Linked DNA regions of Mus musculus: region 1 is linked to region 2. The links are chromatin loops, found by intact Hi-C in ENCODE. Cell type or tissue: left cerebral cortex. All regions are shown on one strand. Each heading gives the region's core, and the rest is flanking DNA. Links, peaks and the distances in the headings are about the cores only.

What was found. Hi-C counts contacts between places; a loop is a spot of excess contacts. Peaks named below come from ENCODE experiments on the same cell type or tissue, not always from the same donor. Only the 100,000 strongest peaks of a DNase experiment are listed, where the experiment ranks them.
Region 1: a loop joins it to region 2, with 2.2 times the contacts of the local background. A loop is called at or near these places in 3 of 42 quality-filtered maps.

The regions. Positions count from the first base shown.
Region 1 is chr15:82,954,115-82,969,484 of GRCm38, forward strand. It overlaps Mir3080 (microRNA 3080), which reads right to left and starts at 5,182; the gene lies at 5,104-5,182. It also overlaps a transcript of Tcf20 not described here. In left cerebral cortex, for the core only: a CTCF peak has its summit at 8,508; DNase peaks (open chromatin) are centred at 8,128, 8,505, 9,103, 10,021 and 2 more places; H3K4me3 peaks cover 3,252 bases; H3K27ac peaks cover 3,748 bases.
Region 2 is chr15:83,023,170-83,038,539 of GRCm38, forward strand. Nfam1 (Nfat activating molecule with ITAM motif 1) reads right to left here and starts at 10,228. Exons shown (of 6, transcript NM_001271411.1): 1 at 9,944-10,228. The coding sequence starts at 10,061. Gm32620 (a long non-coding RNA gene) reads left to right here and starts at 10,147. Exons shown (of 3, transcript XR_384275.3): 1 at 10,147-10,335; 2 at 11,090-11,183; 3 at 14,554-15,370. In left cerebral cortex, for the core only: no CTCF peak of the experiment used is centred there; DNase peaks (open chromatin) are centred at 7,849 and 10,175; H3K4me3 peaks cover 391 bases; H3K27ac peaks cover 452 bases.

The sequences.
Region 1 (15,370 bases), core at 4,751-12,750, 68 kb before region 2:
GCTCTACCCTACAGCAAACACAGGTTACACAGAAGTATCACACACAAGTCTAGGGGCACAGCTGAGCGGTAAAGTGCTCACTTAGTACACACACGCACACACACACACACACACACACAGAGCAATGACTTCCAGCAGCAGCACTGTACAGACTGAGCAGTGGCTTACAGCAGTAATCCTAGCCCTCGGGAGCTAGAAGCAGGAGGATCAGGGTTTCAAGGTCATCTTCATAGTTCTAGGCCAGCTATAGATACATCAGCCCCACCCCATCCTCCCAAAAGAAGACAAAGAAAATAAAGCGTGTATTTTTCCCATACTCTGGCTTTCTTGGTCTCCCAGTTTCTCAATCTGTTAGGGGCAGTAATCTCTTTCTGCCTTAGAGGCCACAGGCACCACAGCAGCCCTGCTGCCCCACGGCATGGTCCAGGGGACACACAGCAGTCCAGAGTCACACCTAGTTCTACATAAGGTAGCTGCTGGGGTTAGAAACTCAGTATCTGACACCACACCAGCAGATGCCAACCCGGATCCAAGCCCCCAAATGTCGCCCTGAGGAATGTCCATCCTGCTCACCTACTGTGTCCCAGGCTCAGCCCGAGAGCCCCCTGCAGGAGGAATACCCACCTGAAATGGTGGCTTCTCCATAAGAAGAGGACTCAGGAGTGCAGCTAGGTGTGAACCCTGCCTGGGCAGGTGCTACAGATACCCTGGTGGGAAAAAAGAGGCCATGAGCCAGCTCCCACGGAGAGACTCGGCTCTCCATCACATCTGGAACATCTTACTCGCCCAGAGACCTTGGAGACCCTGGGAGGTCAGATGGTGCCTACCTGTGGAGCTCAGCCACCAGTGTGACAGAGGGAGAAACAGAGGCTTCAAAAGGCTTAGTGTTCTAGGACTCCTCTGTGGAGGAGCCAGAAGTAATTAGGTGGCCGGGATTCCCCTGTGGGCAGCATGGCTCAAGCTCCCTAGTGGGACACTGAGGCGCTCCGTGAGGTTCTTCCTACCACCTGGGGCCACTCAGTCACTAAAACACCCCGGCCCCGGAATGCCACAGCAGTGTCGGTGATGGTTCTATAGGCCACTTACACGGCAATGCCAAGAACCACAACAGTGGCACTGGCTACAAACTAAGGCCTGCACTGGAACGCCAGCTTGCTCAGTCCTCCGGGCAGCCTCACGGGGATTAGCTCCCAGCCCCAGGTTCTGACCCACGCCAAGGGCTGCATGAGCCCCTTGGCAGCAGCTTGAGTGGTTACCCTCCTTCCTGATCATCTCAACAGAGGAACCTTACAGAACTGCAAGGTGAGCCCAGATCCAGGACGCCGTACCTGTCCCGCCTTTCCTGGCTGGCACAGTGCCTGGAGGTACCCTACAGGCTTATGACTCACTTTGCTCTTGACGAGGATGTGAGCTCTGTGGAGATGTTGGAGGACTACTACTCCCGTGGCTCTGTTCACATCAGCTCAGTCCCAGAGATGCTGGCTCTGTGATGGCCCCCTCAGGGATAAAAAGGGAGATAAGACAGCAGAATAGATACCCCGCCCCCTTTATAGGGTCTACCCTCAAATCCCATGGCTGACATCTACTCTTCTCTCTAGTCTCTAGTGGTGTCTGAACATGCATGCCCTCTCCAGCACACCTCAGTTTTCCCAGATAGCTCTGCTCCAGACACAAGGCACACTTGTATGTGCTTGCTAGCCTTCTGCTGGCCCTTCATACTGTCTCGGGAGCTTCCCTGAGGACCAGGGCTGTATCAGCTCTGTTCACAAATGCCAGCACAAAGATGGTAGGAAATGGGGCCTCAGTATCCCTGTGAATCGGCTAAGCCAATAACGCTGCCTGACAAGAAGCTGTTGGAACTGAGTGGGGTAGCCATGACCCTGACCCTGAGCAGCACCTGATAGAATTAAGGGATAGGATCCCACAGCAGAGGGAGGGAGAGGCCTGGTGAGAAGTGGACTGTAGGACCTCAGTGGGCCTCATTGCACTCAAGGGGAAGCAGAGACCAGTGGAGTCATGGAGGGGGTGAGAGTGAGGTTTTTGGGGTCCCGGCACTGAAGTGAAAGTCCCCAGAACTCAGACTGCCTCCCAGCCCTCCCTCTCCCCGACACAAACCCCCACCACACCAGTCATAACGGGCAGTTAAATGTCAGAGGGCCAGCTACCACCCTCCCTTCCTTACCTATGTCTACCCACAGCCCTGGGAGGTGGCATCCCATCCATACAGGTTGTGTGGCCTCGGTCTGTCCAACTTGAGGCTTCTTCTAGCTGAGCCAAACAGATGGGCCCAAAAGACAGAGCAGCTTGGGTGAGTGCCCTGCTGTAGAGTGGCAGGTCACAGGCAGAAGCTGTGGCAAACATACCCCAGCCAGGACCTGGTCAAGTGTAAGAACTAGCTGTGGCCAGTGTAGCAGCCAGCCAGCCCACAGCATGCTGGATCCATCTGGCAAAGCTGGTCTCCAGGCTCAGGTGGTGGGGTGGGAAAGGCCACAACAGACGCTCTTGGCTCCCAGATCCTCTGTTAGGATGAGCTCAGCTTTAGCTACCAGGTCTAGATGCCCTGTGAGCTCGCACCCCATTCAGACCAGCTCCAGGGTGGTGTCACCTGCTCCCAGGAAACCTGACGGGTATTCTCTCACCTCCCCACCCTTCATGGACAATCTTAGCCCCTGCCCCGATGTGGGCTTCCTCCTTCTCTCTCTGCCGTGACAGAGCCTCTACAAGATATTTCTGGGCCCACAGCCCTGATAATCTGAGACCTTCACTTCCGTGCACACCAAGCTCCAGTCACACTGGCCTTTCTGTGCCCAGACAGATAATGCTCAGCCCACCACAGGACCTGCCTGCCTCTATCTCAGGATTCTTTTCCCCTCCCCACAGCTCTCTGTCCCCATGTCAGGCACTTCAAGCCCCAATTCAAATGCCTCCCCTTGGGAAGGCCCCTCCAGGGCATCCTAGCCAGTGGCAATAGCTATAAGCCCAGAGCAACATGTACCACATGACTGCCTCCCATAGGCCTTCCTCCTGCTGCTGAGTGTGAACCCTTAGTGCTGCAGCCACAGCCTGACTGACACCTTGTAAACCATGCAGTCTCCAAGGAGAAGAGTCAGAGCTGACCATTCAGAGGCTCCACCCTCCTCCCCAACCCTCTGAGATACCACAGCCCTAAGACCATGGCCCCTGAGCTCTGGCCCTGGACATTTCTCCAGCCCTGGTACGGGAATCCTCTTCCCACTGGGCTGCCTGTTGAGTCTTCTAGGTCCCTGCATCATACTCCCACGCAACCCCTCCCCCACATTCCTCCCACAACCCCTCCCTGACACCTCCCCTGACCTGTGTCCTGTTCCTACCACCAGTCCTTCCCACAGTGCTCTGCACCCCTCTTCGCCTTGGCATCAGCTCCCACACCATATCTCCCTTTCTGTTACTCCTGCTCATAAGCCCAGGCCCTCATGGCCAGTACCTGTTGTCCCCTGCCTTTCACACCTCCAACCCTCCGCTCCAGCTGGGCTCTCTCCCTAAGTTCTCTTCTTCTCCTTCCTCGATGGACAAACTCTTGCTCATCCTCCAAAACCCAACTCGGAAATGTCATCTTTTTGTAAAAACCCTTCCTGAGTTTTCTCCTGCATCGGTCAGGATTCTATCAGTAAGAGAAAGAATCACTAAACAGCTTCCACCCAGACAGGAAACGTGTCAGTTTATATAACTGACAATCCCAGGGGCGGCTTCAGCTACCACTAGCTATAGAGGCCCAAATAATGGCCTCTACCTGTCTCAGCTGTATCTAACCTTCTTCCAGGTTCTCCATCTTCAAAGTGCTTGTGGGAGTGGATGGCAGGCAGTCCACCTTCCCATTCACGGGCTTCAGCAAGCATAGGCAAATCAAAGGCAACATGGCAGCAGGGGGTCCCTATGCAAGCAGATCCGGGTGAAAACACAAGAAGGCCTGTGGTTAGACTAGCAAAGAAGGGACATATGCCCATTTCCCATTCCGTCACTGAGGCCAGAGGGGTGGGTCTCATGTTCATCTTATGGATTGGGGAGGAGGTCTTCAGGATGCTCCATACCCACACATGCCCTGGGCTGCATGATCTGCTAAGTCCATCTCCTCCCTCACAGCCGGGTCCTCGGTGCCCACTCTGCTACAGTCCCAGGAGATGCCTGGTCAGAGGAGGTCTGCTGTGCAGAGGAGGCCTGCACATGTGGAGGGTAGTAACGGGTTAACTGGCACCCCTGCCAGGCAGCAGATCTGCATTCTCACGGAGGCCTCAGGGGGACACAAAGCTGACATGGCAACGAGGGGAGTCAGAAGGGAGTTGCCCAGGGGGCTCCGGGGCACAGCACGGCCCCAGCAACCCAGCTGCGGTGGGGGCTACTCAGCCAATCCCAGAGAGCTGCGAGTGGAAGGGTTGGGGAAATAATTACCGAGGAGGCTGGGAGGGAGGCGGGGAGGCTGGCGAGAGGCTTAATGAAACTGCTAACGCGTTAGTGATTCCTGCCTGCTCGGAGAGGCGGAGGCAGACAGCCATGTTGCCAGCTCCTGCAAGGAAGCTGCCAGGCGGGACTGGCTGGGCACGCAGAGGCAGCAACAATAGGCACCTCTGCACCATCGTCTTTCAACACGTGACTCTCAAAGGGCGATCTTAACATATTACAATTGAAATGACAGTGTCCTCCAACGTGCATGTAATTGGGCTGGGGGCCATTCAGCAGACTCACTGAAGATAGGATCAGGTTAAACGCAACTAGACAGCTAAGGGCTGGTGAGAACTGGCTGTCTGGTCCCATTTTCCAGATAGGAAGCTGGGAACCCTGGAAGTCCCCATAGGGAGCCTGGAAGGTTCCAGAAATTGCCCAGCCCTCTAAGTCCTTCCCACCACTCCCATGTATTTGTAGTCTCAGAAAGCTCTGTAGGGACAGGTAGACAACACAGTCCCATGAAAGATGCCCCCAAAGAGTCAGGAGGGACGTCACAAAGCAAAGCCGCTGGGGTTGCAAAGAGAACTCAGGGTTCTCTTCCCACAAGATGGGCATTTAACAGCCAATGTGATCTACACTATAGTTTTCAGTCTGTGACATCTCGGGTCTCCAGACGAGAAAGGAGGCACAGAGATGTCAAGCGCTTTGCCCGAGGATGACTACAGGGCCACGATCCAAGAACAGGCGCTTCAGATCTCAAACCGTGGACTTTTGTTCAAACATTCCACAGGGTGCAGAGGGTGCTAAGTATTCCCCCAGCTGGCAGCTAGAAAGATGGAAAGGTTCAGACAAGCCACTCCCCACTTCTCCAGAGTGCTGTAAATAGCACAGGTTGCCAGGAGGCACACAAGAGCCATTGGGGAAGCAGCCTGGAGTCATCGATGACCACAAAAACCAGTGCCTTCTCTGCTGCGTTCTGCACCCCCCCCCCGCACGAGTTAGCATGCGACTCCCCTACTCCAGGACCAGGAAACAGGGACACAGAGGCTTGGAGGAACGAAGCTACATGCCTTGGAAAGTGACCCTTGGAAGCTGAACACAGAGGTGCACACTTGTAATCCCATGGAGGCAGGAGGATCAGAAAGGGGTTCGAGTCCACCTTCTACTATGTAGTACCAAGGTAGCCCGGGCTCTGTGAGACTGTGTCTCTATGGGCCCCTCACTGGTGGGAGCCCGCCCATCCTACAAGAAGGAGTCCCTCTGGTGTTCACCTACACCCTTACAAACCAAGGAGGTACAGACCTAAGGCCGGTGACCCCAGTTTAGGGCTAAGAGACACTGGGCAAGGGGTGGGTTCTCCAAGAAACTCAAGGAACTGTGAACTCAGAGGACTATCCATCCCTTGGATGGGCAGTCAGGTCTAGGAGCCAGGTGGGCCAGGAACTCAGTGACTAGGTAGTCTCCCTGTATCAAATCTGGTCTAAATAAGGTCTATGTGAGAAAGCAATGCCATTTCTCCTTCAATAGTGCCTTTAGAACCTTCCAGGCAGCCTTCTGCCTGGGGAGACTCTCTGCAGGGTACCAGCTGTTCTTGAGGCCTGATTATTTGTTCCTGGGTCTGTTTCTCTAGAGGAGTGTCAAAGGGTAAGGCTACCATTATGCGGATAAGTCCCTGGGACAGTAGATTCTTCTGAACAAGTGAGAAAGTGCGAGAGAGATTTGGGGGGGGGGATGACACAGAGAGAGACAGGCTCACATATGAGAGAGAGACAGAGACAGAGAGACAGAGAGAGACAGAGACAGACAGAAACACAGACAGAGACAGAGACAACAGAGACAGAGATACACAGAGAGACAAAGAGAGACTAATGCACACTCACACACATGAGAGAGAGATAGAGAGACATTGAGCAGAGAGGGGGGGAAGCAAGGGAGGAGAAGGGAGGGAGAGGGAGGGAAGGAGGGAGGGAGAGAGAATATAATAGACAATCCAATGTTTCCACCTGCTGCTGCCGCCAGGCCCCCAGGGGCGACTGTTCAGGGATCAGATTCAGCTCCTGACCACGAAAAGACCTCTTACTAACACTGGTCCTCAGCAATTGTCAAACCAGGAAACTGAGGCTTACCTGGCCCTGGACCTCACAGGACTCAAACCCACACACAGCCTGGCCCTCCCGCTCGATTCTATCCACGTTGTTTTTGTAAGGCACGCCTCCACACGGGGCTCTCTCATTGATGCCCATCCCCCACCACACCCCAGGGGGACAACCAGACAAGGACCCTCCAGTGAAGAGCATAAAGCCCAGACCAAGGTCAGAGTCTCCAGGACATACAAGGTCTCAAACTCAGATAGCTCCTCCAATCCCTCATCATCTCTGCCACACGCCAAAGCCGCCTCCTTCCCCATCATCAACGCAATAAAGAAGGAAAGGGGGGAGGGGAGAGGAAAGTGGAGGGGAGAGGAAAGGAGGGGAGCCCCCCACAGCCCGCAGCGGGCTCCTTTCTGGTCAGGGGAAAAGCCTCTAATGAAGGCCCTTCGATGCCGCTGAGCTGGCGGTGTCAGCCTGGGAGCCCCGCAGAGCTGCGGGCCGCGCATCTCTGCCCCCAATTAGCACTCAGGTCCTCCATCAAAGCGTGTGCCTGCTGCCAGAGGCAGAGGCCACGGGGACGGCCCCTCCAGCAGTGGGAGGAGGCCAAGGCTCTCCGGCAGGCCCTGGCCTCTGCCCCTTGCCTTTTGGTGGCGGGGGTGGGGGGTAGGGGGGCCTAGCCACCACCTCTCACCCTCTCCAATCAGCCAGCTCAGGGCAGACGCCGTCACCCCGGGGGACGCGCTAATGAAGATGGCCGACATTAATCTCTTCCCTCTCCCGACAGGTCAATTTATAGTTCCATGGGGAGCCCTGGCGCCCAGCCAGAGGGCCTGACATAACTCTCCCTGCTCCTGAGGAGGACATGGGGGGTGGGCTTTGATAGGCAGAGGGAGCCGGTGGTCCCTGGAACCTGTCTTCAGTCTAAGTATCCACCATTACTACCCCCAGCAAATACAGGTGGCAGAGAACCAGGAGGGCACCTGACCTGGAGGGCTGGGGGTGACTGGCTGCCAAATCGATTCTGGGTCCTCAATTGGGCACCCTCCTCAGCAGGAGCCCTGCCCCCTAAAAGAGACAGGCTTTCTGCAAGTCAATGATCATCTACAAGTGTGGGATCCTCTCTGCTCTTGCTCAAGTGCGTTCCTCAAAGACCATGAAGCAGGCACAGGAGTCTAGCTCTGACTAGACCCTGGAGACCCATCAACCTAGTCTCCTGGAGCTCCCAGGCTCCTTGGGGGTTTGGGGGGGGGGACACAGACCTGGAAGCCTCCTACCACTCTAAATGCCCTAAAAGGAAGGAGTTTCCAAGAGCTGGGGGTACCTTTGAGAGGGTGCACACAGTCTACCTGCCTAATAGATGAGGGATGGGGTGGGGGTGGGGCGGGGCAAGACACAGTTGGGTGCTGAGGCTTAAGGGGTGGTATTCAAGGGAGCAGGCTATCTTAGGCAGGGAAGACCCCAGAGCAGAGGATAAATGGCTCACAGGGCGTTATGCTGGTTGTGTGCAGAAGAAGCTGAGAAGCCCGGCCTCAGGGGACTCTCGGGAGTTTGGCCTAGTTTAGATTTGTGGACAGCTGAGTTCAGTCTGCCTTGCTCAGAGTTGCATTTCAGAAAGAAAAAAAGCCTGGTAATGGTGTCCCAGACAGATAGTAATGTAAGGGAGGAAAGGCCATAGGGAAAAGGACACACTTCTTAGAGCAGAGCAGAACTTCACAGAGGACCGAATGGAGAAACAGATACCCAGATGTCTGGAAGGGTAGGGGGGTCCTGAGGTCTCCAGTTTGGGTACTGGGTGGGGAAGTGTTACAGGCCTGGAACAGGTAAGGAATTGGGCCAGGGAAGCTTCCAGCAGGCCCCAAATGCCAGACCTGGGCTTGGGAGGGAGAGACCAGGACCTAAAGATGTTCTCCAGGTCCAACTGTGCACAGCGTGACACTACTGCTTTTGGAGTAGGTCGTTTCCCAGGCAGCAGGGGAACCAGAGAGGAGTATTCAGTACTGGAATAGTGAAGACCTGGCAAGGCCAAGGGTGGAGGAGCCAGAGGTCCCTCCCAGTCCAATGCTGCTCAAGGCTGTCCTGCTGGAAGCACAAGGCCTGGCTGCCCCACCTCCCAGCCTCTGAGGCTGGCACTGGTCCTGCACTGACTAGGTAATATGTGACCTGCCCAAGGGATGCCCTTTCCCCCTAGGCCCTCCTCCCCTTCCCGAATCTAACCCCTCTGCAACCCTGAGGGCGTCCCCTATTCCCTAAGCTGGAGACCTCAGGTTAGGCACAGTTAGAAGGAACCAGGGTCTCACTGACCCCAAAGTACACTGTCATGTAGAAGAGAAAGAACAAGGCCTAAATAAAGGGCCCAGACGCTTACATTGGCTGCATTATGGTGGCGGGACAATGGATGATATTTTTCCCCCTTCTTTTTGACAATGAAATATTCATACGCTCACTCTATTGCCTGTGTGTGCCTGGAGGGGGCTGCTGTAGCTTTGGTGTCAAGCAACCGTAGGGTCAAATCCTGGCTCATTCAGCTCTTTACTGGAGACCAAGGGCCAGCAATCTGCCCTTTTGGCCTCCGTTTTCTCATCCGTACAATGGGGACGAACGCCCCTCACTCCAGCCCAACGCGCGCACAGTAGGCACGCTGCTAAGTGCCGGCCTCGGAGCATCACACCCCCGCGTCGTCGCCACCTGTCCAGCCTCCAGAGGGAACTCGGGACGCCCCCACGTGCCAGACGCTGGCGCTGGGCAGGCGCCGGGCGCCCCCCTCCCGCCTCCCCGCCGCGCCCCGCTGCCCGCTTACCCTGGCGGCCGGAGGGCCGGCATCGGTCCCGCAGGAGAGCCCGGGCAGCGGGGCCGGGCTCCGGAGCGCGGGCCGCGGGCGCGGGCAGGGCGCGCGGGGGCGCGGGCCGCGCGCTCCGGGCCGTGCGCCCCGCGGCCGCCGCGTCCTCGCCTCCAGCGCGGGCCCCCGCGCGCCCCGGCCGGCCCGGGGGCAGGCCCTGCGCAGCGCCGCGCGGGTGGGGGCGGGCCTCGCGGGCCCTGGAGAGGCGCCCGGGCGGGCGGCGCGGGGCTCCCGGCGGGGCGCGGGCGGCGCCGCTGCGGTGGCCCCGCGGCTGAGTGGTGGGGCGCGATTTACTGGCTGCAATTCCCGGCGCCCCTCGATGGCACTTAAGAGAGACCGGGAGGGAGCCAGGGAGAGCGGGCGGAGGGCGGGCGGAGGAGGGGCGGCGGGCGCCGTGCGCCGGCGGGGGAGGGGCGCGGGCGGGGGCGGGCGGGCGGGAGGTGGGGAGAGGCCCGGATGGAGACGGCGGGCGGCCGCGGCGCGCAGGGCTGGGGGGGGGGCGCTCCACCCCCGCCCACCCGCGCCCAGCCCCCTGCGCGCCGGCGCCGCTGGAGGGGGGACCCGCCCCCCTGCAGTGCCCCACCTTCTACTGGGCAGCTCCACCCGGTGCCCCCATCACCACCGCAACCAAAGAGAAGAGAAACTCTTGGCCCACGCACCAAATCCAGGCCTGAAGCCATGCTTGGTTTGACGCGGTGGTTGTTGCTTTTTGTTGTTGTTGTTGTTGCTTTTTCTTTTTTTAATTAGAATTAATTCCCATCATTTAAAAATGGGAGCTTTTCTCATAAAAATCCACATATCTACGCAGTTTAGAAAAAAGAAGCCCGGAGCAGATGCCTCTCCATCTTGCAGTGTCTCTTGGCAGAGGTCTGAGCAGACACTGGCCTGCAGCTGTCCTCAGTCCCCACTAGGCCCACCTGCCCGTCCCTTGGCCAACCACTCCAGTCAACCTGCAAATCCCAGAACCCATGGAGACCGTCCCTGTAGGATGCCCATCCCGCTTAAGGCCTTCTGTAAAGACACCATACTGCTGACAGGCCCTCCGAGTGCCCACAGTCCCCAGGGGATGGTGGTGCCTGCCCTGCCTGCCTGCCTCCTCACAGGCTGGCATCCCTGTCTCTGTGGCTGCCTGTTACCACAGGGCTGCTGCTCTCTGGCTGGATTCTACCTCCATCCTGGCTCTAGGCCTAGCCCACAGTAGGCACTCAGTAAGTGTTGGCTGAGCCGCAACCTGAGAATGGCCATGATCGGGATTCCAGGAGGCTGCCTGGGCCGTGGCGGGCCCAGGGCACCGGTCCCTGCAGCTGATGTTCATTTTTAAAGCCCCAAATGTTCGTTCGGGGCGGCTCTCGCCAACCAAGAAAGCTAATGATTTCCACGATTCATTTTTTTTCTCTACCTTAATCCCACTGCCAATGCTTCTGGGGCTCTACTGCTGCTGCCCTCAGACTGGCATTCAGTCTCTCTCAGAAGATACACCGCAACTGGAGAATGCCCAGGACCATCTGGGAAGGCCCAGCTGTGCCATCCCAGCCTGTAGGAGACCACTTCCAGGCCTCAGGATCACAGGATCTGAGCGCAGCACTAGCTGATGTCTCTGAAGAAAACCTGAGCAGCAGGAGTAGGCAGATCCGGACCAGCGCCAATCTGTAGAGTCCCCTAGGCAGGTGTCTTAGTTTCCTTTATTCTGCCACTTTTGAGTGGAGGAGGCATAGCAAGGAGCCTACCAAGAACCTGCCCCCTTCCAGTCACCAGAGACAGGTTTTCAAAAAAAATGTCACAAACCCACCACCACAAGGGTCTCATTTTGCAGAAATAAAACAGGTGAGACAGAATACTCTGAAGATCACAAGGCTTGTAGAACACTATGCCAGGAGCCTGTATTCCCCCACCCCCGCCCCCACCACCACCCTGCACCCCCTCACCCCTGCACCTCCACCCCTTTACCCCTGCGCGTGCGTGTGTGCGTGTGTGTGTGTGTACACACGCACACACACACCCACACACCGGAGTATTCAAACAGCAAAGGAAGTGAGATCTCCCTGAGAGCTGGATCTAGAACCACATCCATGAGGTTGGGGCTGTCTGTGATGGAGGACAGGTTGGTACCCAGACAGATCTTCCTCGTGGAAACATGCCCAACCTAGGCAAATGTTCAAAATGCTGTCCCAACCTCCTCAACTAACCCCTGGACACAACAGCTCTGTGGGTGCCTTCCTCCATGAAGGGACCAGGAAGCAAGCCTGGCTCAACAGCCAGCAGTCGGGCACAGCTCACAAACCCTCTTCTTGAGCATTGCTGTGAGAGCTGCCTGGGGAGCAGCCTCTCAGAGAGAGAATAAGCCCCTGTGGGCTTTAGGAGCATCAAGCAACACAGCAGGCTGCCAGGGAGGAGGAGAAATGCCCAGGCTCAGAGATGGGCCACCCTGGATTTACACACTGATTTCCCAACCTCCCAGTTGTGACTGACTGGTTCAGAGTCTCAGTTGCTTTCCCTCTTAGAATGTGTAGATGCCAATCATAAGCCCAATTTACTTAAGTGATTGTAATGAGCCTGTCATGGGACAATGCATGTAGAGCCCTCAGCACAACTAGGTAAAGCTCAAGACTTGGCAAAGGGAACAGTTAGAAGCATGGTACAGCCCAGCAGTGGTGGCGCACGCCTTTAATCCCAGCACTCAGGAGGCAGAGGCAGGCAGATTTCTGAGTTCGAGGCCAGCCTGTTTTAGAGAGTGAGTTCCAGGACAGCCAGGGCTACAGAGAGAAAAGAAGGAGAAGGAAGAGGAGGAGGAAGAGGAGGAGGAGGAGCAGCAGCAGCAGCAGCAGCACCAGCATGGTCCAAGCAAGGGTTCCCACTCCAGCCTCCACTGCACCAACCAGTGTGGCCTTGGATAAGTCATTGGTCCTTGCTGGGCCTCAGTGATCCTGTCTGCAAATGAGGTTATTGGTGACATTCCCCATCTTACCAGGTAGTGTAGAGATTAAATTCAGGTAACTCACGGCCTGTGTTTGGAATAGCACCAAGTGATAGTAACACCCACTGGCATTCCTTTGCCTGCTGTTACTCAGCCCCAACTTCAACGAGACTTTCTAACTGTCCCCAGGAGACCATGAGGCTTTGCTTGGAAATTAGCATATAATGAACAGGCCTATGTTCAAATCGCACACTTGCAGGTTGAGATCTCTGAGCAGGTTGAGATGGCTTCAGTTCAAACACGGGAGCACAGCCGCATGTGCAGTGGCTGACTATCAGCCGCTCCTGTATTCAAGTGCCCATCTCTCCTTCAATATAGATCAGGTTCATCTCCTGGACTTTACTGTGTATCCAGTCCCTCTCTGAGGACACTGTAGCTGTAGGACACTATAGCTGTTATGGCTAAAGCCTGGTCTATATTGAAGGAGAGATAGGCACTTGAATACAGGAGCAGCTGCAGACTGGTCTCCCTTGTCCAGTCTTAAACCACCTGGACAGCTCCTAAGTGTGTATCTGGGAGCCCCACCAAGGCTGTCTAGGCTGCAGGTGTTGGTAGTAGGTATTAGCTAGTAATTGGGAGATCAGCTGCCCCCCCCCCCCCCAGTGACTCAGGATTGTTCTGAAGACCATGCAAGGGGTCCTACCTGGAGAGAGGAAAGCAGAAACTCCATAGAGGGCTTGCCTGACCTCTCTGGGCTCATTGTCCCCAATTCTCCAGTTTTACTGTCTCCTGGCTCCAACTTTTTTTGAAAAAAAGATTTATGTATTTTGATGTGCACTGGTCTGCCTGCATGTCTATGTGAGTGAGCCAGGTTCTCTGGAACTGGAGTTACTACAGACTGTCATCGGCTGCTATGTGGTTGCTGGGAATTGATCTCAGGTCCTGTGGAAGAGCACTCTGTGCTTTTAACCGCTGAGCCATCTCTCCAGCCCATTTTATGGTCTCTAAAATAACAATCGTTACTTATAGCATTAATTATTGAACTGTGTATCATCTACTTCCACCCTTTTCCCCCCAAATCCAGGAGTATAAGGGTTCAGGTATACCCCTCCTTTTGTTGTTTGGGGTTCATTTGACACAGGGTCTCATATCTCCCGGGTTGGCTTTGAACTTGCTCTGTTGCCAAAGATGACTTTGAACTCTTCATCCTCCTGCCTCTGCCTCCCAAGTGCTAGAATTACAGAGCTAGGCCACTATGCCTTACTTCAGAATGTCTTGATTCCTGCTATACTAACTGTACCTCCACAGTGTGCAAAACAGTGCCAAGCACATAGAAGGTGCTCAGTGAATATTCACAATGGGATAAGAATCTCCAGATAAGGCCTGGAAAGATGGCTTGGAGGTTAAGAGTGCATGCTGCTCTTGCATATGGCCAAGATTCAGTTCCTGGGACTGGGCAACTCCGGGGCATCTGACACCTTCTGTTAGCCTTGGGGGCATCTACACCCACTTCGTGCTCATACACACATTTCAGGCAATCGTGCCTCGTGCATGCCGTACACGCGCGCACAATAAAAACGAGTAACTCTTAAAACAATCCTCAGGTGGTGACATTAAGTGCGCAGGGTGGAATGGCGATGCTCCAATGCCTGTGTGCAGCTCCCCCTCCTAGGAGACAGCCCGCTTGGGCTGTTAACCCAACCCCAACCCCCACCCTGCAGCAGCAGAACTGAGGAAGGGCACCTCAGGGGCTTCCCTCCCACTCAGTAGTCAGGAAGCTACTCCCCAGTGCAACGGGGCTTCTTGGACCAGCAGGGAGAACTTGGGCAGTTTTCTGGCTCACTGCTCATTCTTTTGCTGTTTGGTGACACAGAGAGGCTCCTGCGAGTCTAATGCTCCCTCAGATGTAACCTAGAATTCCCCCTTCTAGTAGAGCCTAGTAGGACTTCTCCAGCCCACCCACCCTCTAAATTGGAGGGAGGGGCTTCTCAGCTAAGCCCCAGGATGTCATGTGGGGGCTGAGCTCCCCGCCCCTCGCGTGCGCATGGCACTCCCCCGCTACAGTTTACAAAGTGCGTTCACAGACATTATCACGTCGGCTCCTAAACGCCCCCTAAAAACCACAATAAATCTCTCGCTCTGGCTCCGGAGCCCACCGGCTGCCGCGTAATCACTGAGCAGAGAGGCCTCAGGGCCCAGAGTCTGCCAAAGCCTCCTCGGCGCCAGCAGGGGCAGAGGGGGGATCCACGTGGGCGGGTGGCAGGTGGCGGGTGGCAGGCCCAGCTGGGGCGCTGCGGGAGAGAGGAGCAAGCCCGCCCGCCCGAGGCCCAATCCTACAAAAGCAGACTGTGCCGTCTCAACCCAGAAGCTCTCTTGGGAGAGGGGCCAGCAGCCACGGGATCTGGAGGACAGAGGCTGGTGGGCCGGGAGGCCAGGAAACACTACAGGAGACCTGGAGGCTTAGCTCTTGGGAGCATCATTGTAAATGTAGCGGAGCCATAAAAATTTTTCTGTTGGGGAGCCAGGGTTAGCTGGCCGTAGCTGGCTCTTCTCTCACCCGCTACTTTCTCCATCCCTGGATAGCTGTCCTCAGTGTGACTCTGTGGCTGGCTGTAAGGTCCTCTTAGCAGATCTCTCCAGTGACAGGAGCCCCCTCCCATGCTGTTCTCTGTCTGGGACTGTCCTGCTGCCCTGTTAAGACTCCTAACCTTTCTCAAAAGACAATTCGGAGTTCTCTATATGTTAACACCCCCCCAAAATCCAGAAGTGGCTCCTTGAACCCCTAACTGCACCTGAGTCTCCCTCTGCTCTAATCAAGTCCTGTTTCCACTCAGTTCCTTGTGCCTAGAGGGCAGCAGCTGTGTCCTCCTGCAGTGAGGTGACCCAGACAACACAGAAAGGATGCCTCCTGACGAGCCACAGAACCACAGTCAGGACGCACGGGGACAGTCAGCCCAAACTGATGACAAACCACAAGAAAGAGGCAGCAAGGCCCTGTGTTTACAGATGGGCTCCTAGCCCTGAGTAACCACACAGAGAGAGAAAAAAATTATCCCAAATGCCTGAGCAGAATCAGCCAGTGGCTGTGGTTGGGGGGCTGGGGGTGGGGGT
Region 2 (15,370 bases), core at 3,533-11,532:
CTAGGTGTGCCTGATTCACTATAAAGGGGGCTGCTTGCCCCCTCCTCTCTCTCTTGCCTTCTTGCTTTTGCTCTGTCCCCTTTCTCCTGTTGCCCCTCTCCCCGCTCCCTTCCCCCCTCTCCACAAACTCATGGCCAAGCCTCTACTCCTCTACCCTCTCTCTCTGCCTTTCTCTGTCTCTACCACCCTCTCAACTCCCCTCCCCATGCCCTGAATAAACTCTATTCTATACTATACCGTCTGTGGCTGGTCCCTTGGGGTGGGGAAAGGGATGCCTCAGCATGGGCCCGCAGAGGCACCCCCTCCCCCCACACCTGACTACACCTCCTCTTAACATATTCCTTCTCTCTCTTTATTTTTATAAAACACAGCACCCCGGGAACCTGATTCCTTCCGTTTCAGGTTCTTCTGACTCTGTGGCCACTTTATCTGATGTCAGGGCTGGGTGGGGACCTCTGTGCTGAGTCCATGATGGGGAACAATTTGTAGTCAGAGAACCTCATCCAAGAGTGTAGGCACCCACTCTGACAGTCTTCCTTGGCGTGGCCAGTTAAACCCCACTCTGGCCATTTCCCCGTAGGACAGGGTGACCCTCCTTTCTGGCTCTCCCAGAGACTCGCAGGCTCATTCTAGCTGAAATCACTTCACGGGGTCAAGACAAGCCATTTATAAAGGACAGAAAATGGAGGGCACATTTCACACAGAGTCGAGCCACTGCATGTGACCTGGTTTCAGTTATTCTCAACTGGGTTCACACAGAGTCAACCCTAAAACATGCAGCTTCTGTTTTGTTTTTGTTTGTTTGTTTGTTTGGTTGGTTGGTTGGTTTTTGGTTTTTCGAGACAGGGTTTCTCTGTATAGCCCTGGCTGTCCTGGAACTCACTTTGTAGACCAGGCTGGCCTCGAACTCAGAAATCCGCCTGCCTCTGCCTCCTGAGTGCTGGGATTAAAGGTGTGCGCCACCACGCCCGGCTAACATGCAGCTTCTGATTTGGGGTTACTGTGGCCTATAGTCCCTGATTTTGGAGTCACCCTCCTTCACATCCAGGCCCCCTTTCTGAGCTATGTTCCCAGGCACTGGGTCCCGATACAGAGTAATAACAGAAGCTGCTGTCCCTCAGGCACAGTTCCCTTTCACAGACGAAGTAACAAAAGCTCAAGAGACAAGATGAGGTTTGCCCAAGAAGCAGGACTATGAAGTAAAGATGATACTGTATTCTGGTTACCTCTGGGTCCCGCCCCTCCCCCCCCCCCACGCTGGGTACCTCTGAGTCCTGCCCTTCTCTCCTTCCCCCCACGCTCCCAACTCCGCCATCACTATTCTGCTAGTTTCTAAAATATCTGAGCAAGTAAAACTCAGACAAAAGAAACATTCTCAGGTGATGGAGCTCGCCTTTAATCCCAGCACTCGGGAGGCAGGGGTAGGTGGATAGTTTGTGAGTTCGAGGCCAGCCTGGTCTACAAAGCCAATGCCAGTACAGCCAGGGTTCTGTTCCACAGAGAAACACTCACCAAGACAGGTGAGAAAAGAAGGAAAGAAAGAGAGGAATGAAGGAAGGAAGGAAGGAAGGAAGGAAGGAAGGAAGGAAGGAAGGAAGGAAGGAAGGAAGACTATCTTTCAAAGATTAGTGGTCACTTCCCTAAATGTGGTTATCAAATAGACAGGCCTGACAACGGGGAGGAGCTGAAGAGAAAACTGATCAGAACTGACCTGGATCCCAAAAGCATTGGGGGGAACTGCTACTGTTTGCCCAGCTCAAGGAGACCCTTCGGCTCTACAGGAAGTGAACCCAGGAACCCTCTACAGTCTTCTAAGAAGGCTAACCAAGAGTCCTCGGAGGGCTGGCAGTGGCCCTTTAAGGAGGAGGCAGATGAGAGGAATAACTGCACTATGCCTACCAGAGGTGAAGAGGGTAAAAACTTAAAGTTTCACCTCACTGGTCCTGCTCCAGCTGCCTGACCAGGGTAGTGAGCTCTCCAGACTCCACCAGCCCCTTCTGAGCCTTGGCCAGCTCAGCTCTGCTTGCAACTCAATCCCTCCCGCAGCACTGAGTGAGAGTAGTAAGGGCCCAGGCGTGCTGATCAAAGGGATCCGCCCTGGCTCAGGTCGATTTTAAAGGAAAACACTTTGATTTCAGGCTCCAAAAGAAAGCCGTTCCCACGATCTTTATGTGAGGCCTGGGGGGTTGCCCTCCGATCCGTTCTGGCAGCTCTGAGAGCTACGACTCTTTAAAGGGTCCTCAGGAAGACACAGACTGAGGGCTGCTGATTTGTCCCTGAGTCCCAGCCATGTGCTAGAGTGTGAATCTCAGGGCACCTCAGGGCAGCCGACAAGCCATTCATGACAGGCAAGCGGTCGCCAAGTGGCTGGCGCGGGCGTTGGAAGGCGACCTTTGAACGGCGAGTGTCTTATGGAGTTTTTAGTGCTAATGTTCTCCACATGGCACGCTCAGGATGGGCTGTCACGTCGTTCAACACCTCTGAATCACAGCTGCGCGCAGATGTGGCTTGGCTTCAGGCCCTTCCCACAGCTTGGCTTCATCCCGTGTTCTCACGGTCCTAGACCCCAGACCCCAGAGCACAGGAGAGCCACTCGGAGACACAAACCAAAAGAGCGCTTTGTCGAAGGTTTGGCCTGGCTTAAGTTCACAGCTGTTCCCCCTTCGAGCCCCTTTACTGGCAAGCTGGTGAGTGAGACCTGGGTCGCCTGGGGATTCAGGGTCTCCCTTTTCACACATCAGTACCCCCAAAAGGGTATTAGGTAGGGTAGAGATGGAGACAGAGCTCAGCTCGTCGTCCTTGAATGGGGATGAGTGGAATGGTGTGAGGATCCCCCAAGGGTCCTAGGAAGGGGGCTGGAAGACCCAGAGGACAGGCTACCACCTACCCTGAGAGAGGACAGGAGCTTTCTGTGAAGAGATCCTTAGACTGGGTCATTGTTTTCTGAATTAGAATCTTCAGGTCCTTCCTCACCTCCTCCCTCCATAAAAGTGAAAGCAGCTCACTGGCTCACCATAGAAATTCTGGAAACCACAGGGAAGGATCAAGAAGAAAGGCGGACTTGTCTGCAGTTCGCCACCCTGACAGAGCAGCTGTGAACGTTCTGATGTCTTTCTTTCCCATCTCTTTACCAGGCTGAACTTTGAAGGAAGAAAAAGAGTGGGAGGCAGCCAGGTGGGGGAGGGGCAGGCAGGAGGGTTTCAAGCACAAGAAAGCTCTTGGGTAAAGCGTCTAGAAGTTTCCCCCACAGGGCACTGTGTCGGGGCACCGAAGAGAAGAGAAGGTGGTAAGAGACAAGGTTTGCGGCGGCAAAGATGAACAGGGCATCAGGGTCTGTAAGAGGTTGGGGGAGGCTGGCAGAGGCAGGGGTGGGGGTGGGGTGGCCATAAAACAGGCCTAGCCTCTGGGAGCTTTTACATTAGAAGGAAAATGTCATTGCATTTTAGAAAGAAGACAGGAGAATACCGCAGAGTTCCAACCAGTAGACCTGGGCCATCTAAAACCTACCCAGCATTAGCAAGTCACCTGACTTCTTCCCTTCAGTCTCCTTTTAAAATACCAGCTCGGGGTTGGAGATATAGCTCAGTGGGCAGAGCGTTCCCCTTGCGTGCATGGAGCCCTGGGGTTCAATCCCCAGCATGGCATAAGGCAGGTGTGATAGGGCATAGCTAGCATCGCAGAACTTGGGTGGTAAAGGCAGGAGGGTCAGGATTTCAAAGTCATCCTTGACTCCTGTTCAAGTTTAAGGGCAGCGACCTGGGCTCCATGAGACCTGTCCTTAACAGGTAACTGTGCAAGCTCTCCTCCTGACTCCTCAGTCTCCAGTCACACCAGATCCCACACTCTCAGTTGCCGCCCACCACTTCCTCAGTGTCCAGTCTGGGGCCTCCTCTTTTCCTTCCCTCGACACAGCTCTGCAGGCTGCCTCTGTTAGTGTCAAGAGAACTGCAGAGACAATGACGCCTGATCTGTGACTCTTATTCTTTCTGGTCTTGATGCATAACCTTCTTTCTCTCTGTGGCTTCCCTTCCTCCTGGGCTCTCCGCCTGCTCTGCTGTCTTTGATGTCCGTAGCTTTTCTTACCTTGGCCACCTCACCAGGATCCTCTTAAGATCCTTGGGTGGCAGAGCCTAACCTGCCCTAGATGGGCTCAGCTGGATCCTGACAGTCAGGGATGGTTCTTTCTGAGTTCATCCCCCTAGGGACGCACTGCTGGTTGTGAGAAGAGCCACTGTTCTCTGGTCCCCAGATTCCTTGGCATGAGAAGGTCTAAGAAAGGCACTTGGCTAGTTAAAGGCCAGATGCATTTTGAATGTAGGCCTTTGCCCACCCTGACTTGGTGAGACTCAGCCTACATAATGGAGGCCACCCCTACCTGGGCTCCATGGTCCGCTTCTGCTGACTCACCAGCAGTAGACCAGTTATGATTTGCCCTTCCTTTCTCTACAAGAGTACACGCCATCCTCAGGCAGGATAGGAGCAGCCATCCAACCAGGTCAACCACCTCCAAGCACCCCGCAAGACCACAGCACCTAGATCAAAGCCACCAAGTATGGCCACCCATCAAGTAGACCCAGTGAACCAGGATTCCCCCAAGGCCCAGCCAAGAGTCCCCACAGGATGCTAAGTCAAAGTCATTCCATCTTGGACTTGCAGCCCTCATCTGGGATAAGCCCTATGCTGATACACAGTCTCAGAGAGAAGGCTAGGCCTGGCCCCACCTTGGCTCAGATGTGGGTGTGTACAGGTTTACTCTCTGTCCCCTGCAGGAGGTCTGGAAAGACCCTAGTGAGACCTCAGCGCATGAGGTTGCCAAATGCCAGGCACGGAGGAGAGGGTGTCAAGAGAGAAATGCTAGGCTCAATAGAACTCCAGTGGGCAGGGTATACAGTGATCCCACACTGGGAAGACAGCATCAAGCTATAGCATTCACTGTGCACGTCTGAGGTCTCCCGCTGACACTGAGATGTGACCTCCTGCCATAGTTAGCAAGAGGTTTGCATGGGAACTGCTGACTACCTCAGCAGGATGAGAAGGGAGGTGGAGAGTGGTTGGGTTAACTTGGCCAAGATCTCTGAGAACTCAAATCCAGGCTGGCCAGGCCCTTGGCCAACCTCAAGTCTTTCCTGACCTCCTCAAGTTCACCTGGAGTTTCCCCTCCCCTTCCTCTGGCTTCAGCTGCCACTTCAGTGCCTGATGGCCATAATCCTATCACAAAAAGCCTGGTCTAGGGAGCAGGGAAAGGGCAGACCCCATGCTCACTTCCGTGTTTCTCCAACACCCTGTTATCTCCCACTCATAAGACACGAGGGACTTTATACCAGAGAGGAGCCTCAGTTCAGAGAGACTAGAGGCTCATTCAGCCCAGTCTAACCAGGATGAACCTCCCACCTTCCAGGGCTATCTGAGGCTATCTGAGGCTATCTGAGGCTGATAAGCTTAATTTAGCTGCTGTTGTTATTCTTTTCTGAGGATCCCCTGGGTGCTAGGAACCACGGATGTAAAACCAGAGGCCTGCATGCAGTTGCTATTCTGTGGACACTGAACATTCAGCCACGCGGAATGACAGAAGTGGCTTCAGTGGGAGGGAACCTAATACACAGGGGCACACACAGACACACACAGAGGCACACAGACACACACACACACAGAGACACACACATATATACACACACACACATACACACACATACACACACACCTGGAGACCATGTGTGTACTCACAGCCCCAAACAAGATGCCCCTGAAATGCCAGCACGACTATAGGGATGACAGAGTGTTCACTTAGCAGGATATTATTCTACAGCGGGTGTGCACACAGCATGGCAGGCTTGTGGGACATGTCGGCTGTATCCCAGCTATACTCTGTCATCACAGATAGTCTATGAAGAAGCACTGCTGTGTGTCCCAGGAAAACTCAGTCATGGGCATGGGGATTTGAACTTGGCGTGCAATCTTCCTGTCACAAAATATTTTTCTTTTGAGTCCCACTCCAACCACTTAAAAAATATGAAAAACCACTCATAATTCTCTGGCCATAGAAAGGAGGTGGAGGGCTAGGCTTAGCCTGGAGGTCCATAGCCTGTCACCCTTGCTCTGTAGCAGTGGAAACAAATGTTACCTACCTCTCTGCCACTGAATAGACCTTAAAAGGCATAATGTTGACTCAAAGAGACACATCACAGAAGAATATATGCAAGAGCATTTCAGGGACACCAAGTTGGAAAGCAGACAATCTAGGCTCAGTGGTCCTACACTTGCTTAGCGTGTGTGGCACTACTACTCTTCTTTCCCAGTGCTGAAACAAAATGGGCGAACTTCCACAGTGGCTTGGACTGTGCTGGGTGATGACAAGATACACAGATAGATTCAAGTTTACCCAGCACCCCCACATCCACACTCATTCAGAAGAGAGCAATACCTCTAAGGCAAAATAAAATAAAATAAAATAAAATAAAATAAAATAAAATAAAATAAAATGTATCTCTGGAAGAATATTCTGGAATGTTCCAAAATATTCTCTCTCTCTCTCTCTGTTTCTCTCTCTCTGTGTCTCTGTGTCTCTCTGTCTCTCCGTCTCTGTCTCTCCCCCCCTCTCTCTCCATAGTCAGGCAGCACAGGTTTTTGAAAGTATTTGTCATTCATCACTGTACTTACGATTACAATGAAGAAGGTAGTGGCGAGAAGATCTATGGGGACAGTGTCTGAACCTCCACTAGACAGGCACTGTAATCCGCTGGAGGTAGTCTCGCATCCCACAGCTTGGGGAGACTCTCTTCTCCAGTCAGACAGAACCTCTGACTGTTTCTCCCCCCAGCTTGCCTTCTGGTCTCCCAGCCTTTATCCATGCTGTGCCTGTGTGCAACCTCACTTGCTCTGTCCTCCTCTGGGTCCAGCCCCCAGCCCATGGCCTCTCCAGCAGGCAGCCCCCCAACTCCCCCTCCTACAACAACTCCCCCCCCCCAGCACTCCCTGAGCCTGCCACTGCCTCTCTGCCTCTCTGCAGGCCTCTGCCTCCCAAGCTCTTTATTGGGATTAAACGAAGATGAAAGGCAGAGCCCAGTGGTGACAGAGGCTGGAGGGGCAGGAAGAGAGGCAGGAAGCCTTGGCTTGCAGAAGGCAGAGCAACTATTCATGTTTGGGAACAAAGAGAGTGGTGACATCTGAGGCCAGAGAGCACAGGCAGATGCTCGAATGAGCTCCATCTGGGTCCTGTTCCCTGGGACAAGTCTCATGATTTCTACCCAGCTGAGACTGTGGGCCTGGGGCTTGTACACCTCTGTTCCCTGAAGGGTCTAGAGACCTGTGGCCTGGGAGGCTCTGCAGGCCACTTCCTCTTCCGTTGGTATTTGAGAGCGAAATCAGTAAAGCTCAGAGCTTGAAAACAGTCGAAAGAGAAAAGAGACTGACATTAGTCAAAGACACTGAGGCCCAGAGAGGGTAAGCGGGTTACCCCAGTCAAAAGAGGTGACAGTCCCAGCATCTGAAACATTCAGGCAGGAGGATGGGTGGAGAGTTTGAGGCCAGCCAGGGCTATACAGTAACTTCTGGCCAGCCTGACTTATACAACCAAACTCAAACTACACATTCAATTCTTGTCTTAAAGAAAGCAATCGAGAAACAGAGAGAGAGAGAGAGAGAGACAGACAGACAGACAGACAGACAGACAGAGACAGAGACAGAGACAGAGACAGAGACAGACAGAGATGGAGATGGAGTCAGACAGACAGACACAGAGAGATCACACATATGGGAGAGCTCTTAAAGCCTAAAACAGGGGTACGGGGCGGAGCAGAAGCTGTGATAGACAAGGGGCAGGAGCAAGAGAGGAGGCTGTGTGTTCCTGTAATGGGCTCCAGAAGGCAGGGAGCAGGCTTCCCCCTCCCATGCAAGAGCAGGAAGAACTTCTCAGTAGTGGACCGTTTGTTGCAATACATGGCCAAAAAAAAAAAAAAAAAAAAAAAAAAAAAAAATCTGTTTTTGTTTGTAGCTCATCCTCTTTCAAAATAGCTTCCCCGAAGCTGCAGTAGCTTGGCCAGAAAAGCCTCCTCTAATTCAGTGCCTTGGCCTTAGGAGGGAAGAACCACACAGAGAAAAGACAGGACTTCAGGGACATTGAGTTCAAATGACTACGTGGGAATTCTTTTTATTTTTCCAGGGATGATGGTTGTTGAGGCACAATCTCACTCTGTGGCCCTCGCCAATCTGGAACTAATAGCAATCCTCCTGCCTCAGCCTTCTGAGTCCTGGGATTACAGGCACCAGCCACAACATCTCACATAAGTGGAAGTTCAACCACTGTCAACAGCAGGTCCATTCTACCTTTTCGCTGTCTTTTCATGGTCTGGAGTGGGTGGGCAATGTAGGTTGAGCAAGAGTAAAGAAGACAGGCCACAGGGTTGGTACCCAAACTGCTCTAGAGGCTACGTGTTGGCTCCTGCCTCCTCAGAGTAAAGTTTCCTGGGGAGAATCTTCCTTGCAAAGAAAAGTGATCTGGTCGATCAGCGGAGCCCAGTGGGCAGGGGAGGCTGAGGCTGAGGCTGACCCTGGCCTGCAGCCTGACTTCTGAATTTTCTGCTGTCTGACTCCACACATGTTGATAGACATCCCTGGGTTTGTCTCCCTGTCAGTGAGATGATGCTGAGGACATTAAAGGCTCACTACACGCTAATTCCTGATGGTCAGATATAAATGAAAAAGGGGACATGACATAATCCAGGGACAAAGAACCCCCAGTCACCTCATCAAAGTCAAAGTGGCACCGAGGAGAGGCGTTGGTGGACAAAGTGCTCACAGCATAAGTGTAAGGACCAGAGTTCGAAACCCTGGAATTCGAATAAAGCAGAGTAGCACGTGTCTCTGATCTTATTGTTCCTGCCACAAGACAGGAAGCAGAGACAGAATCCTTGGAAGCTTGCAGGCCAGCCAGCCTGGCATTCACAGCAGTGACAGACAGACAGACCAGACAGACGGATGGGCGGGTGGGTGGGCAGGCAGACAAACAGACAGGCAGGCAGGCTATTTCAAACAGGTAGAAGGCAAGGATGTTCACCCGAGGCTGGCCTCTGACCTTCGTAAACTCACCTCGGCACACACAGGCACACGCACACACACACATGATTTATAAAATAAATAAGTAAAGTCAAACAGAGAACAGTTAGTACTCAGCCTCCACAGTGGAGTGTCCCTGGGTCAGCAATGGACCAGCTGCTAGCCAGGCCAAGGCAAGAACACATAGTGCCTGACAGACATTACCCAGCACCACCAGGGAACACACCTGAGAGGGACACCCTTGGAGGTGCGCTGGCCTAGATAAATTGGCCTCTACCCCACAGCTTGCTTTGAATCCAGACCTCCCAGCTTCCAAGGGAGCCTGGAACTAGGATAGGACAGCAGTGTTGGCCCTGGGGAGATTCGCTGGTCATAAAATCCTTGGCCTCTGACTGCATTTTAGAAAGTGCTAAGTGTGACCCTTTCTAGTGTGGCCCCAGGATGCCGTGCTCTGACTGCCTTTCTCTGTATTCACCAACCACCACCAGCAGCACCCAGGGCAGCTCCACCACCTGGCAGATTCAACAGAACTCCTCTACCACAGTAGCCTTGTAAGAGCTGTCTTTTCCATGGACTCCACACCTGACCTCAAAAACACAGCACCCACCTTCCTTATTTAAGGACCAGGAGGCCTAAGCTATGCTGTCAGGAAAGCTGTTAACACTGGGGTGAAGACACAGCACCGTCCCCCCACAACCCCTTCAAATGCCACCTTGACGAGGCATTAGCTAAATATCTTCTCAGTCCCCGAAGGCTTCCCACATGAAGTCTACAATGTTCAAACGCAACCAGCAAATCCCCAGAGACAGGTCCCGGGAATTAGCTGTTCCCGCTGGATGAAAGTCACTCTGATGTATGCGAACAAGAGGACGTGAGAAGGAGACAGACTTGCCTGTTAGCTGCAGGGTCTGGGGCACCGGCAGCAAACAGAGGAAGCACCAGGCTGGGAGCCAGCTGGGTGGGTGCAGGCATCGCACTCGGGCCCCACGTCGCAGAAGCCAGCTCTCCATGGAATACCGTGCGCCAAGCTGGACACTTATCAAAGCCTGTTCCTCCTTCCGCTTCAGGTCACTGCAGACTAAGGCCCCTGCTGGCAGCTAGAGTTCCCTTTTGTGTCCCCATAAGTTCCTCCTCTGGACACCCTTCTGCTTCCTCAAGGCGGTTCCTCTCAGAAACCCTGACCTCCCTCTGAAATAGCGGAAGCAACCTTGGTGAGGGGTTCCAACAGATAAACAGCCTGGGGCTCCAACTCATCCAAGCCACACAGTGGGAAAAGAGCATGCGGTAGGAACCTTGGCTTTCCCGGGCTTCTGGGGCCTCCTTAGTCCCTCGCAGCAGAGGACCCTGTCCTGGAAGCTGGGTGGCCATGCTCCTTAGGTCTGAAACCCTAAAAATGACCATAATCCCACCTGCTCAGACATCCCTGCAAGGTCCCTGCCATCCCTTGAGAAGGTGTCCTGAAGGGGGGGTGGGGTGGGAGTGGGGGGAGCCTAGGGTGGGGGAAGAATAAGCAGAGGAGTGGCAGACTGGGAGGCTGAAGGGCCTTAAGCCACTTGTCCCAGCCTCCGGAGGGAATTTAACACATCCTGGAGTGAGAGACAGTAGCTGGTTCTTCGGAGGAACTCCTCTTGATCCACCTGAACTGATACGCCTCCTCCTCCTCCTCCTCCTCCTCCCACTCCTCCTCCTCCTCCTCCTCCTCCTCCCACTCCTCCTCCTAGGGTGGGGGGGGGGCTCCCTAACCCGACTTCACCCCATCCCCACCCAAGAGGAGACACAGGCCCCTGACTGCCTCCTTCCTTATCAGCTCTGCTCTCGAAGCCCCCATGGCGCTAGAGGTCTCAGTACTGGGACAGTGATGGCTTCCTATGAGGGGGGGAGGGGCCATCCTCTGCAGACTCTAGGGAGAACTCCTAAGGTCCTGGAGCCCCGTGTCTGTTTTGTGACCTGAAAGGTAGGGGCTGAGAGGACAAGGGGAGAAAAGCAGCAGGAAAGAAGTTGAGGGCCAGACCTGCTGAGTCTCGACTTTTCTCATTAGAGCCGTGAACCCAAGAGAGCCCTGAGTAGCCCCACCACACCAGTGAGAGACTTCAGCATGAAGAGGTGAAGCAGCTAGCTCATGATCCCGGCAGGTCTGTGGGGCATAAATGAGAAGGACAGATAGATTTTTACCTGGATTTTCTTTGCCACTTGTGCCAGTGTGGTGGAGGCTGGGCACGTGGCTGATGTTCCCCCCCTCCCCCACCCTTTCATATCACCATGGGGGCTTCTGTCAGTACCTTGCCTAAATCCCTTCCCCTTGGCCTCTGCACAGTTAACAGTGAAAGCTGCAGGGTGTTTGGGAGCAAGAACCCTGAGACTGGTGTGCAGAGGCAAGCAGCCATAGGCCACCCACCCGCAGAGGAAGATGTGTATGAACAGGAGAAGAGGCAGCGCGAAGGGGCGGGCTGGGACCCAGGCGGTATTGGCTGTTGATCCATCAAGGTGATACATGATCACAAGTGTCACAGCGAAGCATGGATAATCTGCTTCACGCCGCTCCCCAGCTCCTGCGGGGAGCAGATTGTCTAAGCACTCCGGTGCCATGGTGATAGACGTCATGTTAATGCCTCGGTGCACAGAGGGAGCATTTTAAAGGCATCGGGCTGCGCCTCCGTGAGTCTCCTCATGACTTGGCACCAGGAGATGCCTGAGTGCCAGGCTGCCTGAAACACAGATCCTGGCTTCCCCAACACTGGTGCTGTCCCCATGCCTGCCCAGGTGCCAGCTAGCTGCTCCTCCCTGCCTGTGCTTGGTACTGCTGTGCATCCCGTGCAGATAAACGTCAGTCCCTGACAGCATACCTGCACCTAAGCTGCAGGCAGCGGGGCCTTACGGGACCCTGCTGAACACCTAGCAAGCCACTCACTGTCCTACCCCCTGCACAGGTCTTCAACTCTACAAGACTTCATGCTGGTGCAGGAAGTTGCTCAGAGGCCAAGCACTGCCTGGGCTCTGGGTGGGGCTGATGAGAACACAGCAAAGGAGGGGAGGGGGCTGAGGGGCTGCATCACCGTGGGGATCCTGAGCTACTGGGAAGAGGCAGGGACAGACCTGAGAAGCAGAGCCCCTCTGACCCAGGTGACAACCCAATGGACATCAAACCAAGGCGCATTCAGAAACCTAAAGGTCTCCGTGACTCTCCAGCACCTGTCACCCAGTGCTTTGAGCTGTAGACCACCTGGGCTCCATTCCATTTGCTGTTTTTTTTTTTTTTTTTTTGTTTTTTTTTTCCTGTCCTGTGCCCCAGGCAGGAGCCCTGAATAAGTAGTAGCAAGGTTCGAAGGTAGGAGGAGGACAGGAAAGAACAGAGACTTCACAGCTCTGGGCTGGGCCTCTGAGCTTGACTTTGTAGATGAGATTCCTGGGGCCAGCACATGTCAGCCGTGGCGTGGGTCTCACTAGGCACCCGCTTACCCCCCATCTACCCTTTATATCTCGCTGGGCACATCCTCTGCCCACAGCACCAGCCTTCCTAACAGATACAGAAGAGCAAGAGCCCATCTTGAGGAGCCATGTCTAAAGGGAACAAAGATAACCCAGGACAACTCAGTATGACTGTGTGGTCCAGCCTAGCCGCTGGGGCCAAACACTCTTCACCTCCAACTTAATGGGCATGGCAACCCTATGTGCTGGTATCTGAAATTCCTTCCATTTAATAGGTGCAGAAACTGAGGCACAGAGAAGACAAAGTGATTTCTAACCACTATCCTAGCGCAGCAGTTCTCAGCCATCCTCATTCTCTAATCTTGGCCCGCCACCCCCAACCAAATAGTTACGTTCGTGGCTACTTTGTAACTTTAATTTTGCTACTGTTCTGAATCTCAATGTAACTTTCTGTGTTTTTCTCAAGGCCTTAGGTGACCCCTGTGTAAAGGTCATTCGGCAGCCCCAACAGGGGCTCATAGGTTGAGAACCTCTGCTCAGACTGAATACCTAAGGGACAGACAGCACACAGAGCAAGGGGACGCCAGGGAAGGAGGAAGGCTTGGCTGGCTCGGGTGGACGGCTTTGTGAACAGCCCTAAAGGAGGAAGTAGAGAGGGGAACCTGGAAGCACGTGGTCCCTTGCAGTCCCTGGGAAGGGGGGTGGGGCTTCCGTAGACTTAGACTAAAACTTCGATAACAAGACAAGTCTCCATGCTAAGTTTACTTCCACCAATGTTTCTTGTTGCCAGGCAGAGAAGAGAAGAAACCAAAGTCAGTCCTTTTTTTTTTTTTTTAAATTTATTTTCTTATTATATGTAAGTACACTACAGCTGTCTTCAGAGACCCCAGAAGAAAGCATCAGATCGCATTACGGATGGTTGTGAGCCACCATGTGCTTGCTGGGATTTGAACTCAGGACCTTCGGAAGAGCGGTCAGTGCTCTTAACCACTGAGCCATCTCTCCAGCCCCCAAAGTCAATCTTTTCCCCTCAGAGTGCCCCAGAAAGGGAGCTTGGACCCAGCCACTGCTGCCTGGCCTGGGCTTGGAGGTTTCTCTTGCAGACACAGAGGTACTAGGACGAGAGGATCAGACCCCTGACCCAGCTTCATGTCACCTCTTCCTTCCCAAGACTCCAGCTCCCAGAGAGACCTATCAGCAAGGAGATCCGGGCTGAGAGTGGCCACTCTGCTCTGACCACTCTGTTCAGGGTGTCAGGGTGTCTAGGGTGTCAGAGGTACACTCCTCTGTCCTGTACCTCACGCGTCCAACAGTGGCAATGGAAAGTTCCCATCCTGGGGACACTGGGCTCACATTTGGGAAGGATGCTCTCCCACCCTGTGTAGCTGACCTGCAGGCACCGGGCCGATGCGTTTGATCATTTGATCAGATCCTCACCAAAACAGGGCAAGAGAGCTGACCGTGACCCCAGGATAAACCATACAATCCCGAGCCGACCCTCGGTGAGCCACCTCCTTACCTAGGAGGGAATGAACTCCGCCATTGGAGGCAGGCAAACCCATCTGGAGCCCATCACCCTGCATGCTGATGGGAGGTTTCTGCCCTGGCAAGAAGCCCAGGCTGGCCCATCTCCAAATCTCACCTCGGTTCAGGCTGCCCTATATCTTTGGCTGTTCCTTCCATTTGAGACCTAGTTTTAAAGGCTTTTCATCTACGTGCTACTTCCATTCTCACAGAAACATTGTGTGGGAGGAGTTATCATTGCCCCTAATTTACAGATTAGAAAACTGAACTCAAGTTCCACCGCAAGGACGAAGGCAGATAGGAACTTGGGCTCCTGGCTCTTTGGCCCCTGTGTGTTCTTGCATCCTGCAGTCCCCCTGGTTTTCCCACCAAAACACCTATCCTAACTCTCATATAGTAAGAAAAATAGAACAAATGACTTGTTTGGAGGTGGTAACAGACAGTCTAGGACAAGCACCTAGGGTTCGCATGTTAAATACATACACGTAACATGTGGAGAAATAATGAAAGACAAAGGTAACTCCCATTTTCAACATTTCTTCCATGTAACAGCATGCACCCTGTGGGGCTCTTTGGATGGCTTTGTCACTGGAAGAAACAAGCACCACCCAGGAAGCTAATTGCTGGAGGTCCCGAGGAGTAGCTGTCAACCTACTGAGTCTTCTACCTTGGGATTTCTCTTCTGACCATGATGGACAGCCCCAGAACTGTTCTGTGCTGATGGCGCCACCTGGTGGCTGGCGTGGGAATGCCCTCAAAGGAGACTCCCGTGTCCCTTGGCGCTCTAAGGAACCTGGGCCATTCAGAGGCCAACACCTTGCCAAGTTAGACCCAGACATGAATGGCAGCAGGGTGGAGTAGTAGAATAGAGGTCAGGGTCAGGCAGTACACAATGTGCCAGGAAGACTGTGGAACCGAGAGCAGGGCCCCAGCGTGCCTCTTGGAGGCACTTCAGCCCTTCCTGGGGGCAGGAGAACAATTCACTTCTTCCAGACAGCTGCTTCTGCTGGAAGCACTTTCTAGTCTTTTCTAGAGCCTCCTTCCCAGCTGCTTACTGGCCGCCAGGCAAACCCCTCCCATCTTCTGCAGGCACAACTGGGGACTTTCCAGGGGCAGTCTCAGCCAATTAAGGAAACAATTAGCCTCCCCTGAGGCAAATTCATGCTTTGTCACCCACAGCACTCTGGTTCTGTGGGACTTGTGGGCACAAGATGTGTGTGTGTGTGTGTGTGTGTGTGTGTGTGTGTGTGTGTGTGTGTATCCCACCTTGAAGCTGTTTGGTGAAAGATTTAAAGAGACAGAGGTGAAATCACTTGACAAAAATAAGTCATAACAGAGACAAGTGTTAGCTGGCTGCACACCTGTGAGC